2 separate regions of the Mus musculus genome follow, and region 2 is linked to region 1. Evidence: chromatin loops called from intact Hi-C (ENCODE). Cell type or tissue: left cerebral cortex. All regions are shown on one strand. Links, peaks and the distances in the headings refer to the core of each region. The heading gives the core; the rest is flanking DNA. Region 1 overlaps Fbxl17 (F-box and leucine-rich repeat protein 17). Region 2 overlaps Fbxl17 (F-box and leucine-rich repeat protein 17).

The links. Hi-C counts contacts between places; a loop is a spot of excess contacts. Peaks named below come from ENCODE experiments on the same cell type or tissue, not always from the same donor. Only the 100,000 strongest peaks of a DNase experiment are listed, where the experiment ranks them.
Region 2: it touches region 1 in a loop (1.8-fold over the local background); 3 of 42 quality-filtered maps call a loop at or near these places.

Annotation. Positions count from the first base shown.
Region 1 is chr17:63,142,388-63,147,768 of GRCm38, forward strand. All of the region lies in intron 7 of Fbxl17 (F-box and leucine-rich repeat protein 17), which reads right to left. Among named protein-coding and RNA genes, the nearest start is that of Gm34324, 110 kb to the left of the region's middle. In left cerebral cortex, for the core only: no CTCF peak of the experiment used is centred there; DNase peaks (open chromatin) are centred at 3,185, 3,805, 4,013 and 4,277; H3K27ac peaks cover 1,179 bases.
Region 2 is chr17:63,072,102-63,077,482 of GRCm38, forward strand. The region is part of intron 8 of Fbxl17 (F-box and leucine-rich repeat protein 17); the gene reads right to left. Among named protein-coding and RNA genes, the nearest start is that of Gm34324, 35 kb to the left of the region's middle. In left cerebral cortex, for the core only: no CTCF peak of the experiment used is centred there; DNase peaks (open chromatin) are centred at 940, 1,371, 3,282 and 4,171; H3K27ac peaks cover 1,386 bases.

The DNA.
Region 1 (5,381 bases), core at 64-5,063:
TTAATACAGGATAAACATGCATGGTATTTTGACAGTGATGTTCAGCTGAGCCTGTTATCTGTTTGAAGCAGTATAACTTCATCCAAGTTTTTTGTTGTTGCTGTTATTTATTTATTTATTTATTTATTTATTTTTCCTTTTTAAAACTGGTAGACTATGACCGTTTGGTAGACATGGTCTGGTCATTTTGTGCTTCCACGGTTTGCTTTCTTGATTTCACTTTAATTATTCACCATGCACTCTATCGTTCAGACTCACTCTCATTGTGAGATCTGACAGGTAGCCTATGCGGGCCTTAGGGAACAGAGGGGACGACGACTCCCATCACTTGCTGTGATTGCATTTCATGGAAGGCCCTGGCACCAGTTCTCAAGAGCTGACTGTGTGCTTCCTGTAAAAGGATGGTAATGCACTTGAAACTGCTTCCCTACTTATACAAACGTTATCACTTGTATTGAGGTACATTGTAAGGTGTGAGGCCAGGTGACAAACACAGATTCCAAATCCTGGTCCCACCAGAATCCTCATGGTCAAAGCAGCCTGGTGCCTGAATGGAGCCTACGTTCAGTGTGTGGAAAGGAGCTGTTTATGGTTGATGCTGCCCTTTGTCCCTGGGACAGAGATCACCATCATGATGTTCAGATTACTTCATACATAAGAGTTGGTATTTAAGGAAAAACTGGAGGGAAGGCTGGAAATACGGCTTCTCGGTTAAGAGCACTAGCTGTTCTTCCAGAGGACACACATTCAATTCCTAGCTCACACCTCTCTGTAAGTCCATTCCAGAGAAGCTTACATGTTTCTGACTTCCACAGATACTAGGCACATATGCGGTATACAGGCATATATCCAGACATGACATCCATACACATAAATTAAATAAATAATAAAATTTAAAGTAAAAACTAGTATTAATGCATAAAATGCATTTTTTATTGAAGGCACAAAAGTTGCAGAGCTTAGACTCATTGGTTTTTAGGCGTGAACTAAAGTCTCTGGAAATGACCTTGGAGAACTTATTTAAAGATACCCCTGTCCTTTTTACACTGGTAGGAAACTTATAACAAAGGTACAAAACTACTGATTTGCATTAGATCTTGTGTGTGTGTGTGTGTGTGTGTGTGTGTATGAGAGAGAGAGAGAGAGAGAGAGAGAGAGAGACAGAGACACACACACACACAGAGAGAGAGAGAGAGACAGAGAGACAGAGAGGGAGAGATCTCAAACATACTGTGCATAATATTTAAACAGGAAAGGTGTTGTCAGTGGTATTAGAATTCTTGAGTACATTTGCAGTGGTACCTAGAACCTTTAAGAAAGTGAACATGCTTTCAGGGTTTTACTTAAGAACACTAACACTCTGGTACTTAAGAACTAGCAATGTAAGGCGGTAAAGCAAAGAAAAAGAAAAAGAAAAATTACCCCATTAAAGAAAAATAGTGTTGCAAGATGTAAGCATTCGAGCTAGGGAAAGGGTCACTTTTCCCTTGTTCAGCCAAAAAGGTACGTGGAACCGATACCCACGACTAGGAAACGCCAGCAGCAGCCTGTCCAATAGGTGCACAAGACCTCCTTCTACAGAAAAGACATAACAGGGAAGTGGAGGCTGTGTCTCCATAGCAACCTGGGGGGGGGCTGGGGCGAGCCAGGGAGCAGCATGCCACCTGCTAATCAATTAAGAGAACTGTTTGTAAGCTGAAGAAATTCCCAGAGAATCTGAGCAGAGCTGTAGGGTCAGAGAGACAAAAAGCCCGAATTGGAAATCTCTTTCCAATTTAGAGTGTTCATGCTGGCAACACCTATGCAGAAAATACTGCTGTGGTATGCACTGGTCACTTGGCTCTATTTCTTATGGTAAGTCTTTTTTAATGTGATCGCTATGACAGCCATTTATTTAAGTTGCAATGGTAGTTTTCCTCTTCATGTGTGTCCACTTGCAAGACTGGGTAAATTTGGAAGTGAACTTATCTTTCAAACGTTGTACTTTATGCTCTCTCACTGAGGCACTGTTGAACATCAATGTTGATATGTCCGCCTATGCTCTGAAATTTGTTAAATTCTTAGTAGCTCAGAACCTCTGAGTGTTACCTCTCCCTGTGGATACTTCTGTCCTGAGAAGAGATTACCTAACTTGCTGAGTGAGGTCAAAGAGGCTTGTGATTCATTCAGTGTACTAGTTGGTGTTTCTAAACTCTTCCCAGGGGTGAGACCCTCTGAAGCATGCTACCTATCTTTGGCTTCTGGGTACAACCTCCCCTGCACCCATTATGCCCTCTCCCTTGGCAGATACCTTTGTCTTACTTCTCTTGAAGGTATTGGTGGTGGTGGCGCTACACAATGATTCCTATGCAGGTGGACAAGAGATACGCTAAGCAGCCACCATTTTTACAGACCTGCTTATTCCACTTCCTGAGAACACGTTCAAGGAACCAGACATCAGAGCCCCTATTGCTGTTTTATTCTGCCCCTTGACATATACTGCACTAGCAAATCCCATGTGTAAACATGAGGCTGGGTGGCAGGACTATTTACAATGGTAAACTCTTTGTGTTATAAGGTAGAACAGAAACAAGATCACCAGCTTCACACACTCCAAGCATGCTTTTGGCACTGTCTTAACCAGTCAACGGAAGTTTCTCCATATAAAGAAAATCCAGAGGATGAAAATGAAACCATTTAATCACTGAAAGTAACTATGGATTAGCAAAGGATGACGAAAAAAAACTGTTCAATGTTAGCATGGGAAAAATGTTTCTTAAATTAATAAAAAGCCAGCAGAAAGCCAGGATGACAAGTCCTATTATTAAGGAAAAAAATCTATAAGCTCACATATAAACAGAGTAGGGTATCAGTTATTTTTGAGACAAAAAGATTCTGGAATGTACGTGAAACACCCAATAGTCATCTAAGCATAAAGAAGCTAAGAAGCTGAGTCACCGATTGGAGGATAAGGGATGCAAATCAGCCCAGTCTTATTCAATCTATTATGTGCAGCAATTCTCCAAGGGTGGAATAAAGGACTCTGAAGCCAGTGGTACACTGTGATTTTTGTCCTCTGGGAAACTCCACTTAACAGCTCTGAATATCATTAAAAGCCTGTGAGACTCTCATTCAAGGGCTGCTGCTATAGGCAGCCCGGGGAGCTTTTAAAATGCACATGCAGAGAAAGACAGACCAGACTGCAGACTAGTTACAATAGGCAACCAGCGGCCAAATGCTCACATCCTAACCTCCAGCCGCACTTACTGTGTGTCCCATCTAACCATGAGGTGGGCTTTCATCATTCCACCATAACACTTCGTGAAGGCAGAAAGTGTGCTTTCTATCTTGTGGGTTTTGTGTATCTCTTGGCCTGTGGCAGGCGTACAATACAAGCTGAAATGATTTACGTATTTGCCCCCATCAACAGAACCCTACACACCTCTTACTGGCAATACTGAGATTACAGGGGTCACTGGCAGCACTCTGCCTAATGGTGTGCTGACTGACAGAGTAGAAAATCCAATCAAGAAGGCCGGCGTGACCTTTGGGTTGGTGGACAGAGTGAGCACTCACTGTATCAACAAGGTCAAGATCAAAGTGACGGGTGTCCAACCTCCTACTACATGGCCAGAGACCTGAACTCCCCACTCTGTTACCTGCTCGATTTCATCAGCATCACAGGTGAGCCAGGCTTCGGATGCTGGCAAACAAAGAGCCTCACAAACAGCAGTATCCTAGAATGAGGCATGTTTCCCAGGCTGAAGAAATGCACTAGACGGCAGGCTTCTTGTGGATTATGCAAGCCTGCCGATTAGACATGAAAACAACTGCTTTATGGTGAGCTGAAATGAGATTAACATAAGCCGGATGAGTGTTGGGAATGCTGTAAAGAACCCGGTGAAGGGCCATTCAAAAATGATACAGCCAAGCTGCTTTAAAAAAAAAAAAAAAAAAGAGCTCTTGCAAAACAGAGAAGCTGACATCAGCCTGCTTATCAGCAATCAAGAGACAGGGCAGCTCACGCTGAGAAAACCTATGTGGGGAACATGATTCTAGGCACCAAAGACTAGTTTCTGTGATCCCAGAGTGGAAGGGTCATTTGTCACGTTTCTGCCCTTCAGTCACATCGTTGGTACAAATGGTTGTGAGAGTCAGTACATAAGTGATAAGGATAAAAATGAATACACTGTAGATACACATTGAAGTGGTTTTTTTTCCTTTAAAAATAACTCACTTTTAGCCACTCTAAGAGCTCTGTTAATTGCTAAGAGAGACAGACAGTCCGTAGGTGACTAAGGCACTGCAATTTACATCTGCTTAGTGGTGATGTATTAGTCAGCTCTCCAGAGGGCTTCTAACGCAGCTTCCTCCATATGGTACACATATGTTATATTACCCAAACATATCTTCTCAAAAATGGCCATATGCATCTCTTCCTTCATACCTAGAGAATGACAGCCTTCCTTTATTCTTTGTTTGCTGTCTTTCTGTGATGTGTAAATATTTAAGGAAGTAATCATTTTTTTAGATCATTTGAATATAATCCCAGTTATATGCAACATTTTCCTTCTTGGAACAAGAAACTTCTTTTAGATATTAAACGTGCCGAGCCCCAAATTCAAGATAGCATTGTTATACACAATCTGATCAAAGAGAATTGAACATGAGTTTTAGTTCATCACACAAAGCTAAGTTCATAGATATGCTCTAGAAGTAGAGTTGCCCCAATTATGAACGAGTCAGGGACAACCATTATTGGTAATCACTATTATCTATGATATTAACGTCTTGTGGTGGCTACTGGCTACAAGATACTAGAGGACAGAGCCTGCTTCTTCACCGCTCCCCCCCACCCCCCCATTTCAGTAGCATGAGAAAACAAAGCTAGGTCTCTTATGTGCTGTGCTAGGCCAGCAGGCAAGCCCTCTGTCACTGAGTACATTCCCGATCCATCAGGATGTATTTGCCCTATGAGTAAGAGGTTGACAAGGCTGTGGTCACTTGTTTCCAGCTGGAGTTCCGTACCAGTGTCAGTCATTGCAACAGTGGCTCTGACATCGGGATCTGACAGTCTAGTGCTTTCAGTGTCGGCGAGTGAGAGAGTGAGCTACCTGAGTCTTGGTCTCCATCCTCTTAGCTACTGCTTCTTTCCCTTTTAACTTGCAGAACCTCAGCTGAGGCAGATCAGGATCAAGAACCATAAAACCTGGCTTCCATGAACTCCTGCCTTTTGATGGATGTCTTTAAATATTGGCATATACACCTTTTTATCATCGCTTTGCAGCAGGGCGCCGAGAGTTTCTCTCTACCCTTTTCAGATTCTCATCATGTCTTGTAAAGTAATGGGGGAGGGGGTTACCATATTAGAGGGTGTCTCCATTTCTCATATTTTCTATTTT
Region 2 (5,381 bases), core at 263-5,262, 70 kb before region 1:
ACTATCAAGGGTTCAAGGGCAACCACATGGCAGGTGCCTGAGCTCTGAGTGTCTGGCTTTCAGCTATCCCAGAATTCCCCAGCTACAGGAAACAGGTATTAGACCTAAGAGTGCATCCATCCATCTTTCTTTCTTCCTTTCTTCCTTTCTTCCTTTCTTCCTTTCTTCCTTTCTTCCTTCCTTCCTTCCTTCCTTCCTTCCTTCCTTCCTTCCTTCCTCCTTCCTTCCTTCCTTCCTTTCTTTCTTTTTCTTCCTTTTTCGTTTTTCTTTTTGGTTTTTTGAGACAGAGTTTCTCTGTATAGCCTTGGCTGTCCTGGAACTCACTCTGTAGACCAGGCTGGCCTCGAACTCAGAAATCTACCTGCCTCTGTCTCTGCCTCCTAAGTGCTGGGAGAGCATCTTTCTTATTTGGTTATTTATTTCCTTCAGTCTAGATGCTTTTCACCCCTGATCTATGCAATGGTTAAGAGGCAGTGGGTTCTAAATATTTTCAAACTTGTTAGATATGTAGTATGTTTGTAAGCTACATTGTGGAGATTTCAGATGCATGCAGCAACAAAGAGCTGACGAGAACACAGGTGACAAACACAAGATAATCTACCTGCCCACTATCTGATGCATGTGTGAGTCTGTTTTGCCTGACCCCTTTGTGTCTAGGTTCTGGTTTGAAAAACTTAGAACTTTCAGTGTGATGAGGAAGTGGGAAGCCAGCATGCTACCTCAGCAAGTAAGAGCTATGGTTTGTTTGCTTCACATGAGGGTATTATACAAACCATCCCTAGTCTGTAAACCTGGGAATAGAGAGACTGTGGGGCAGGAAGGGGAGACAGAGGAGGTGGGAAGGTTGGTGGAGTGGTGATGGTGAAGAGGGCAAAAAAATGACTCGCAGACAGTGGAGTTGCTGTCTTTTGAATGCAGCTGCCAGGAGGTGGACTCAGTTGGGAACAGGGAGGTGGGCAGTGTGTTTGGAGATACTACATCAGAGCTAATGTGAGCTCAGAAAGCCGTAGGCAAAGAGAAAGCCAGGGAACTGTTCCTAGAGAACTCTTTCTGGAGGTTTGATACTAGGGTGCTAAGAGACAAGGACTGGGGGCTAGGGAGGGGGAGTAAGTCAGGGGAATTGACAGCTGGACTGCTGCTTGGGTCATGGGATCACTCAGGATGTCCTCTTAAAACAAGCCAACAAGCAGTCACACAATACCCAAATTCACAGTATTCAAGCTGTCACTCCCTCTCAGGAGCTGTAAGCTCCAGGGGCTAGGGACTCTTTCTTTATGGCTTTTCCTACCACAGTGACTGCACTATACAGTGAGCCACTCAACAGACATTTGTTGAACAAATGAGTAACATGTATGATAAAATTAGAAGGAGAAGGAACAAGCTCTCTGAAAACTGTATGAACAGCAGAAACGAGAATCTCAGGGGTTCCAGCAGGGTAGGAGCAGGCAGCTCACCGGAGTGCTAGACATCCTAGTGGGCTGGCTTATTTCCTTTCCAACTGCGGGGAGCCCTCGGTCTCATAGACAACGGAAGCCAGGCCTGTGCTTGGGTATGTGTTAGCGAACTGCCATTTACCCTTTCTATGAGTAAATATAAAATCACAGTCCTAGAGCCTAATCCTTTCATATTATTACTGAAGCCAAATCGAAGTTCCAAGGTGAATATTGACCTCGAAGTAATAACACTCTGGGGTGCCTTCAGGCAAACTCAACACAGCTATCTATTGACCCTAACATATTTGGGGGAGCTCTAGACTCCTTCTTCACATCTTGTAGAAAATAAGCTGAGATTTTCGTGACATGTCAGTTCCCTAGTAGAGGTGAGCAAGGTACAAGCAGCTCCTTGCAGCACGCCTGACAAGTTCCCACCAGATGCCGGTCTTTCCCAGGAAGCAAACCCTAGCCTTGCTCTAACTCCCAACTGGTTTTTGATCAGCCCGTCTCTACCCTGCTCACAACAAAGCCAAACACGTACAAAACCAAGGTGGTGTTGAGACCTACAGGCCTTTAGATTTTACCTTCCTCTGTGCTCTTTTACTGAAATAAAAGTCCTGATGACTGAAAACAAATTCTATTATTTTCAAATATTGTTGCATATATCTCAGGAGACTGTTTTTTGTTGTTGTTGTTGTTGTTTTTCTTTTTGGTTTTGTTTTAAGATCTTAGTATCTTATATTCAGACCCTGCTAGGTAGGGCAGGTGGTGAATGTGTCAGGTAAAAGATTCCAAAGTAGGTGTGCACACATAAGAAAGTAGGTGTGCACACATAAGAAAGTAGGTGTGCACACATAAGAAAGTAGGTGTGCACACATAAGAAAGAGCAATAATGGGAACAGAAGCCACATGTATTGAGTGCTCATAGCAAACCTGACTGTGGTAATGACCCTCTGGGCACATGCTGTTAATATCATTGTGTTTCAGATCACTGTCATATGACTCCAAGGCTTGAGATTAAGTTCTGAAAGGCCCCAGAGGTGGCACATTGACAGAAGTCAAAAGCTGGCATTGTGGCATGGTATTTACCAAATCTACCTGTCCCAAGAAGCTCCATACCAGTGGGACAGGAGAGTCGGGTACGCTTGGCATTGGAGGTTCATAGGATGGGAGGAAATGGAGATGAGAGCAGATGGCGGAGATGACACTGAGAGGTAACCTCAGAATTTCAGCTGGTGGGGCTTCTCCCTGTTCGATTACCAGGGATGATCGAGAGAGGGCTGTCAAATGTGCTTTAAAGTGCTCCTATTCGGAAATGACCTGCGGAACTGTCTCATCAGCAAACGAGAAGAGGATGCTGATGCTTCAAGCAAAGGCAGGAGCTCAGAGCTCACAGCCCCCATGCCTCCTGCTACCTGGAACTGCCCCTACCTTTGGGCACACAAGGCTGTGCACTGGCTGGGTAGTGAAAGGTCTCTCAAGACAGAGGCTATATAATTCAGGTCAGTCAGGCCACTCCAGCCTTCACAGAACAGAAAGCAATTTTTTTCAATGTATTTTCTTCAACGGGGCATTAATTTAAAATTTTAAATTTTGGCTAAGGGCGGTCTGAAAACAGCTGTGCATATGTGGGCGGAAGAGGAGCCCGCAGGTACTCACTTTGTTACATGGCTGAATTGCTACCAAAACAGTCCTGGACACAGTGCCCCACAAATTATTTTTCCAGTTAGTTCTGTGTGTTAGTCACACAGCCGTCTGTTATTTTCCCCACAGGCTTTTCCTGCTCACAATTCTTAAACAAGCGACTAAAACCCCAGGTTTTTTTCCCCCCACAGAAATATTTTGGTTGTTGAGGCTTTCTCTTACCATAATTACTTTCTGAGAAAAGCAGTTCAGTGGTCAAATTTTCCTGAATATTTTTACATTAAATTGGGCACACGGAACTTGGCCCTGGCCATCTTGAGGCTGTAAAGCAGGCTTCTGGCTGAGTGGTTTCCATCGCTTGTTTTCCGTATTAGCCATCTCTTTGCCATTACAAGGGATTCTGCGGGAGAACCAGACTTTCTTGCATCCTAGAGAATATACTATAGCTATCCACCTTTACTAAAATAAATGATTTTACTCTTCTAAGAATTTCAGGAACAGTGACACATGAAAACGAAGGTCTTGGGAAGAAAAATTTTTTTATAAGAAATGAATTAATTTGATTACTTTCATGCTGTGGACCAATAATAGTCAGCTTCCACTGGGCCCCTGGCCTGAAGGCAGCTGGGTAATCTATGGGACCCCACAAAGGCGGCTCCCCACCCCCCGCAGTCTCTCTGATCTTTTCTGGGTGGACTCTTCACGCCTGTGTAATTCTAATTTATGTCAACTAGAAATCAAAGAAATTCCAGGAGGCTTTGGTCATAGGACATTGGTATGGACCTTTCACAACCTATTTATGTCTATTCCTTGAGTAACAGGGCTGGCAGAGCCTTCCAGACACCTCTACTGCCCAAGGAGAAGGAGGCAACAGAAGGCAGCTACCTGCTTGACGCGGGGAGGGGAGAAGACAGGCCGAGTGGCCTCAAGTATAAACTGGGGTACATTTTCTCCTAGTTTATAGCTCGGCAGGAACATAAGAACTAGGCATTTGAAGCAGAAGCTCTGCCAAGAGTGGCTCCCTCAATAACGCTCTTTAATGATACCCCAGACGCTGGCATTTTCAAATCAAATGAACAGTGTGTAAAATTAGTTCTGCATGAAGTTAAAAAAAAAAAAAAAAGCAAGAACGTGAAAGGGAGCTTTTAAAAGCTCCAGCATCTCTCCATCCAACTGCTTCTCACAAGGGTTTGGCATTTGAGAATTGCTACGTTTATGATGTTATTCACTGCTCATAATTCAGGCCTGTGTCTCCAAACTTTGGTATTAGCACAAACTACAGAGGTTTCCCAAACCAGCCGGGCCGCCTCTGGCAAGGTCTCCTTTTCCAGCCAATGCCATTCCATGCTGCACCCCGCTTCTCATCAACCTCATTACCCCAAACCTTTTTATTAACCTTCAGCACAGCATTTCCATTTTCCCCACAGCTTTCCCAGGCTTTTTTTTTTTTTTTTTACCCCTTTCAGTTTTGTTCTCTGTCCAAATGAGGAAAATATCATAAGAAACAGATTCGTAGTCTAGAAGTTACTGAAGTCGTGAAAATAATTTCTAAGACCAGAGTCACCACTGACTGTTTATAGTTGTAGAAGCTCGAGTAAACACATTGCTTTTTATTACAGTCCCATCGATCACTTACATATCATTAACTAAATCACTAAATAAACGTGAGTCAAACTGATAGGTGATTTCAGGTCAGCTCTAATTCCCAAGGTCAAGCAAGCCTTTGAACAGTCTCTCAGAATATGAACTCACCCCAATTCATCAAAGCGGTCTCACACTGCGTTCTCTCCTCCTGGTTTTTACAATGCATTAAAGTTTAGGAGATTATGTGTCGTCAGCTTCAAAACCTTTTAACATGCTTATCCATCCAGCCATCAGAAAAGCTGCTCTAACAGAGGCTTCCTAATGCACCTCCTAACTTTACAACTTCGTGGGGGAAGGTTACAGTTGGCGGAAGGCTAGAGAACTCCTCCCTAGGACTCAGCAATGCTGCAGCCAAACAAATTCACTACAAATGTACTTAGACATTGATAATACAAGCACAAGCTTTCTCAGCTGCAAGGAATATGTTTAATGTTTCTCATCTGCAGCTAGCAGGGAGGACAGACAGAGATACTTAGCTTTTTCTACAACAAATCAACATCAGTTAATATTCTTGTAAGCTCTTAGAAGCTCAAGTGAGGGAGAATCTACCAGTTTGGTAAAATATAGCTTCCAAATTAAAAAAGCAGCCCAAATGAAACTTTGATGTGAAAGAAAACATGACTGGATTTTACCAACCCCTTTCTTTCCCTCAATCAGTCT